2 separate regions of the Homo sapiens genome follow, and region 1 is linked to region 2. A link is a contact called in ENCODE Hi-C data. All regions are on one chromosome and are shown on one strand. Each heading gives the region's core, a stretch centred on a gene start or an enhancer-like site at or near the end of the contact. The rest is flanking DNA. Distances are from core to core; before and after follow the strand shown.

Evidence for each region. A loop is a pair of places that touch in the nucleus more often than their neighbours do. Pooled maps may share reads with other maps.
Region 1: a map of OCI-LY7 shows a loop between it and region 2 (3-fold over the local background). The contact joins two enhancer-like sites. A Hi-C loop is called at or near these places in 1 of 168 maps with a recorded cell type or tissue (OCI-LY7), 1 of 37 single-sample maps with no recorded cell type and 2 of 50 pooled maps.

The regions. Positions count from the first base shown.
Region 1 is chr2:31,256,532-31,259,815 of GRCh38, reverse strand. The region is part of intron 3 of EHD3 (EH domain containing 3); the gene reads right to left. It overlaps LOC124905983 (a long non-coding RNA gene), which reads left to right. Exons shown (of 4, transcript XR_007086270.1): 2 at 1,969-2,160. Among named protein-coding and RNA genes, the nearest start is that of EHD3, 24 kb to the right of the region's middle. RefSeq lists enhancers at 2,647-2,696, 2,782-3,284. Within about 2 kb of position 1,340, at least 2 of the 41 ENCODE cell types and tissues checked have a DNase peak (open chromatin) inside an H3K27ac peak, as active enhancers do; they include OCI-LY7, where a contact is called at or near this core.
Region 2 is chr2:30,285,574-30,289,030 of GRCh38, reverse strand. No RefSeq gene overlaps it. Among named protein-coding and RNA genes, the nearest start is that of LBH, 56 kb to the right of the region's middle. RefSeq lists an enhancer at 869-918. Within about 2 kb of position 1,695, at least 3 of the 41 ENCODE cell types and tissues checked have a DNase peak (open chromatin) inside an H3K27ac peak, as active enhancers do; they include OCI-LY7, where a contact is called at or near this core.

The DNA.
Region 1 (3,284 bases), core at 91-2,590, 970 kb before region 2:
TGGACACCTAATCTGACACAAAGACCCAGAAATTCTTTCTAAGGTCTGAAAACAATGAAACACTAAAAAGTAGATACTGATGATGGTTCAGACCATGCCTGTCACTGGTCTGGAAGAAATCTGCAATTCTTGTTATAAAAACATCTTGTTCTCACTCAGGCTCTTTCCTTTGTAATCAGCTGCAGCACAAAATTCCCAACTCTTGAAACCACAAGGGGTTTCTTCCTTAGGATGTGACTGGAACTCTGGCCACCCGCATCTTGGTTATCTAGCACTAAGCTGCTTTAGGTCAGACTGGTTACAGGAGCCCCAGAGAAGTTGTTCTGCTCAATCCCAAGTAGCTGTGGATCCAGTAGGAGCTGAAGTAGGAGGGTGGACCAATAGTCTATACATTCACTGACACCCAGAGCCCCAGTAGGTCTTACCTCTGTGTCTCAGGCTCCTCTTACATAAAATAGGAAGACAAGAGATAAGGAAGTGGGGCTCAGAGAAGTCAAGTGATTTGTCGAAGGGCACACAGCCCATGAGCAGCAGCAGTCGCATGAAGATGGAGGTGTTAGGCTTTCCCATTCTGAGTCTGAGCAGGGTTCTCAGCCTCTCCTCCTGCCACTCCCCCGTGGCATACCTCTGGCACCAAGGTAGGAGCCCTTTCTTGGGTACTAAAGTGACCAACCATCCTGGCTCCCCATAGCACAAGGGTTCCAAGGTGACACACACTGGGGACCCAAAGCTCATTGCCACCATCGAATGGGAAACCAAATCATTAGGAAAAAGCCTGCCCTGCCTCACAGAGGGAGGCTAGAGACCAGGCAAGATCATCAGGCAACTGCCTTGTGAGTGAGTCAGACTTAAGAAGCTCTGACTGTCTTTAACAGGGGTCCTGACTTAGCCTCCATCAGAATCCCCCCAGGGCTTCTTAAAACCCAGATGGTTGGACTCTATCCCCAAAGTTTCTGATTCAGTAGGTCTGGCGCAGAGCATTTCTAACAAGCTCCCAGGAGATTCTGATGCTGTTGGTCCAAGGGCCACACTTTGAATACCACTGGCCCATAAAAATAACAATAGCATTCAAAAGGTGTTCAGCACTGACCTAAGTACTTTATAATCATTCATTCCTTTAATCCTCACGATGACTCTGTGTAGGGTCATTAGACACTAATATCAGCCCCACTTCTCTGAGGAGTAACCAGAGATACAAACAGATAAAGGAACTTGTCTAAGGTCACCCAGCTGGTAAGCAATGGGCTGGGACTCAAGTCCAGGAAGGTAGCCCTGGAGTCAGTGCTATGAACCACTGCACCGAGTTGGCTTTCACTTTCAAAGGCTGTCATTTCAGACTAAGTAGCAGGCATCGATGGGGTGGGGGATGAGGATGAATGGAGCCAACGGAGCTAGGTTTAAAAAGCCTTTCCCCCACCCTGTGGCATCTAGTGAACACCCAGTGGGGTACATATTTAGGACGTGTGGAGGCACTGCCACAGGGGGTAGGGGGATGGGATCAGACGGTCGGGAAAACTTGCTGCCCTAAAGCTTCCTGGAGGACCCCTGTAATGTTTCCCTGGTGGCTGTAAGAGAATTCTAACAAACAAAGGAAGGTCAAACCCTCCTTTGGTTACCCGGATGCCAGTACTACTCCATTTTCAGCTCCTCTGTCTTTGGTAAATGAAGTGCTTCCAAGCATTCCCATTGCCATGTGATTTTCTCCAAGATCTGTCAGCTGCTCAATGAATATACAGCTCAACTAACACCTGAGCCTTCTCCCCCTGCTCCTGTGGCGTAGACCTATGAGGCTACGAGGAGCTTAGCCATCAATGGTCCAACTTCCTGATTTACAGATAGGGAAACTGAGGCTCAGGAAGGGGCAGAGCTGGCCCAGTATCTCCAGGTGCCATCCTGAGGATAGTTCCTGATGGGTGCGTCATCGAGGGCCTGGTGTGAACTAGATTTTGCCTTCTCTTTTGAACACAGGTGTCCTGTCTCGGCTCAGAGACAAGGCCCAGGAAAGTGCTTCAGAGGCTGCTCTGCCCAGTGGGCAGGGGCATCATCAACCCTCCCTCGGAGATGTTCACGCAAACTCTAGGAGTTAAGTGACTCAGCCAATACCACCCATGAGACACGACCCCTAGCCTCCAACTCGAAGTTCAGTGCTTGCTGCAGACGGTAAGATGTTCATGTCATTATCTCATGTCACCCTCACGACACGCTCTGAGGCAGGCAGCGCGAGGAGTATCGTTCTCACTTCCAGGGGAGGAAACTGAGGTTCAGAGAGGAGAGAGTCAAACAGTTGGCAAGTCGTGAGGCCAGATGACCCAGCTGTCAGCCATCCAGCCGTTCTGCACCTGGCCGCTCCCTGCCTCCCTCCCTCCCTCCCTGGCACGCAGGCACAGCCAGCTCCTCACTGGAGCCCGGGAAGCCTAAGCATTCCCACTTCAGGTGAAGCCTGCAGCCCGCACTACTCCCCTCCTTCCTACATCCCTCTGTCCATCCTTCCCTTCCCAGGGATGGCTCCAGCCTATTTTTATCTTCCCTTCAGCACAGCGCATGGCAAGGCTGCTGTCACCTCCCAAAGGCAGTCCCTCAGAGCTGTGGGTAGGGAGGGGCCAGAGGGCTAAGAAAATCCCCAACCCCCACCTCTGCAAACAGCTCACAGCAGGAGGGCAGTAGGGACCCTCCACAACTCCCTGCCAGGCCTCTGGCCTTCTGCTGCTCCTTATTCCCCAATCTGGATTTTAGCTGTGCCAGTGCAGGCCACAGGAGGGGCTGCTGGGAGGACCAAGACTGGGCTGCAGCTCCCTCTCACCTGTCCAGCAAATCTCAGCCCCAATATATTGGCTCAATGGCTCAGAACAGGCTAAGGCAGCCAGGGCAGCCAGTGTTGAGTCCTATGCTGACAAGGTAATGGAGGTTTATAGAGGGTGAGAGAAAGGCCCAAGGCCATGCAATGCTGGGGGTCAGAGCCAAGACCTGAACTCCAAACTCAACTCTTGCACTGTAGCCACGCCTCCACCAGGCTGGGGAAAACAAAGACACCAGAGAAGCTGCAGAGAAGGGAAGAGGCTCTGTCCCTGCAACTTGCTGCAATCCCTGATGACACCAGCGATGTAAGAGAAGGCTGTGTCTGCAAAGGCTGAGGGGCAGCAATATGTCCATGCTGCCAGAACAGGATAGACCCCTGCCTATCCCTGTCCCTGCCCTCAGTGGTCTTGTAGCATCATGCACGCTCCTGTTCTGCTCTTCAGCTCACTGAAATCATCCTCGGTGCACTGGGAGCTGGACAGGGCAGG
Region 2 (3,457 bases), core at 446-2,945:
CTTTAGGAGACTTTTTTTTAGGCTACCATTTGAATTTTGTTAGACTTCATGCCTCTTCTATCCTCACCAATTACCTCTCTTACCCCCTCCCTAGTCCACCCAATTTATTGCTTCTCCTGGATTCCTCTGTTCTTTTACCCTAGACTTGTGCAAAATCAGGCTTGGACATATCCAGGCACTGCTGGAAACCAAATGTTTTGAGGTTGGTTATGTTGTAAATTTCAGCTTCAGCACTGAAGAAATAGAGCCTGGGCATGTTTTGGTATTTAGGATCATTTAAAAGCTGCCTGTTTGGAGACAGAGACCATAGTTAGCATTTTCCCAGCTTTGGAAGGCAGACTTAGGGCTCGCATTTTTTTCAGATGATTTGTAGGACATTAATTGTGCAAATAATTTAACCCTTTGCTTCAGATTTTTTTCCTTTTAAAACAGAGGAGAGTTTAATCCTGAGGAGGAGCTCTGTTGTCGTCAGTGAATGTTTTGGTTTTTTGTTTTCTAATGGCTTCAATTAAGAACTACAACACACCCTGAGTGTGACTTTGCCAATATATTTAGGCTGGCTTATTTCAGTGTGCATGCATGTGTGAAAGACACACAGAAAATAGAGGAAATGAGAGAACACTCTCAAAACTTGCTAAGTGTATAAACTGTGATATTATGTTCATAATTCCCTTTTTCTTCGGCTGTCAGGTTTGAGCCTCAAACATTTTTTATTCCAAGGGAAACAACAGCCCCTGCAAGTAACCCAAGTTCACGGCTTTCCTGGGCCCTTGGAAGCAGGGGAGGCACTCTTTTACTTGGAAGGGTTAATTGAAGACACTTAAGTTTACTCTTGGTCAAATTCACAACCAGGAGAGCTAGAGAGAGAGGAAGTGAATGAGTCTCACTTGTCAAACTTTCCTTTTTGGTTTTTTTTTTTTTTTTAAACTTAACTCTTTCTTTACCCTGGTGTGGACAAAGTGCACTTTAAACCTAAAGGTTTCATGGTTTCAACGTACACTTGATGAACGTTCTTGGATCTCCTGCTAGAAAACATGTTGGTGCATCAAAGAAAAGGGGAAATGATACCTAGCTTATGAAGGAACACTTTCTTCTGAAAATGGAGATGGAAGATGGGTCACAGATTGAGACTAAACATAGTCTCTATGGGCCTAGAGGAAATTTCTCTGGCTAGCTCAGTGAGAGCTGGGGAGGCCATTTCAACATTTTATGAATGAAATTCTTCATCAACACTGTTTCATTAGAGAGACGGACTTGACCCTGGACTAATATAATTGCAGCACTGGAGATATTAATGTAATTTTGAGGCCTCATGTCACATTATAAAAACACAGTGCTATAAAAGACTCTAATTTGCCAAGCTCTACCAGACACCAGATGGTACACTTACAGAGAGAAATTTTTTCCTTGAACAGAAGGTAGTCTGTGATGTCATAAGCAGGAGAAATCACCAATACTCAGGGTCTTGGACACTGACATTCTTTTGAGCTAGCAGAGAAAAAGGCCCACAGATACCCAAAGGGGCAGTGCTAGGTTATGTGGTCCTGACTTTTCTTCTTCCTGCCATCAGCCCCCTGGTAATGAAAGAGAGACTCACAAAAGGGGGATTAGAAACTCCTGGCAACCCTGTTAATGGCTTCCTGTGGGATCTCATTTCCTCTGAAACCCCCAGAAATGAGGAAACCTCAGCTTATTTCAGACTCACCCTTCTCCATTTTACTTTACCCACATCAAGCACCATTGATTCCAATCCTGATATTTCAGACCCCCACAGTGGCTGCAGCCTGAGCTCCTGCCTTCTTCACTACCTGGGCTGAATAAACAGTGAGCTCTGCCTTAGGTCTCTCTCTGTCCTTCCCATCTCTTCCCTCTATCTTCTTCATGCTGCCAGAGTGGTTTTCTTAAATGCAAATTCTATCATGTCTCTGTCTTGCTTAAAAATCATTGATGGCACCTCGCTGCCTGGACCAGTAATGGGAAAAATTGGCCCTAGATTAAAAGTTGCTTTGACCCAGGTAAAAAGCTTGAAGGCAAGTCTTGAAAAATCAAGTTGTTTCCAAGTAGCTTAATTGAGTCCCAGAATAAAACTCAAAAGCATTTAAAGAAGAAACCTAGCATTCAGCACTAATCTGGCATCCAATAAAAAATTATCAGGCGTCAAAGAACTAGGAAAACAATATAAAGAGGAGAAAAATCAATCAATAGAAATAGATACAGAAATGACACAGGTGAATAGACAAGAACAGTATTTTAAATGAGGTAAATATACTCCATATATTTATGGAGAAGACAGAGGAATGCATGAGCATATTAAAGAGATGGTGGTAGATATTTAAAGGAGAAGACCTAAATCAAACTTGTAGAGATTAAAACAAACAAACAAGAACCTCTAATGTCTGAGATGGAAAAACACACTAGATGGGAATAAGAATGAATTGGACACTGCAGACTGAAGAAAAACAGTAAACAGCATCAGTGAGCTGCAGAACAACTTCAAGCAAGATAATATAACATATAGCTTATATACAATAACATATAATAATTCTTTTTGCAGTCCCCACAAAAAGAATAGAGAGATAGAAGGAAGAAATAATAAGGCCGGGCGCAGTGGATCATGCCTGTAATCCCAGCACTTTAGGAGGCTGAGGTGGGCGGATCACGAGGTCAGGAGATCGAGACCATCCTGGCTAACACAGTAAAACCCCGTCTCTACTAAAAATACAAAAAATTAGCCGGGCGTGATGGTGGGTGCCTGTGGTCCCAGCTACCTGGGAGGCTGAGGCAGGGGAATGTTGTGAACCCGAGACGCAGAGCTTGCAGTGAGCTGAGATAGTGCCACTGTACTCCAGCCTGGGAGACAGAGCGAGACTCTTTCTCAAAAAAAAAAAAAAAAGAAATAATAGCTGAATGCTTTTTTCTAATTTGATAAAAATATTTAGGAAGCTCGATGGGCCCTAAGCACAAGAAACATGAAGAAAACAACACCAGTGTACATAATCAAATTGCTTAAGAACAGAGATAAGGAGGAAAACCTTAAAAACAGCCAGGACACGGGCATGAAGAACAAAGAAAATAACAGCAGACTTATTGTTGGAAACAATGCAATCCAAAAGACAGTTGACCAACTTCTTTAATGAACTGAAAGACAACACCGTGAACCTAGAACTCTATATACAGCAAAATATCTTGCAAAAAAAGGTGAACTAATTATTTTAGACATACAAAAGTTAAAAGAATTGGTCACTAATCCTAAAGAAAGTTAAAGGAGAATCTTTGGACAGAAAGAAAATGAAATCAAATAGAAGTTTTGTTCTACATAAAAGAATGAAAAGACTGTAAATAATAAATATGTGGTAAATATTAAAAACAAATTTATTTTTAACATGTCTTTAAAAGGCAATTGATCATTAAAAACAAAAATAATAACAATGTATTGTGAGGTTTATATGCACAAGTA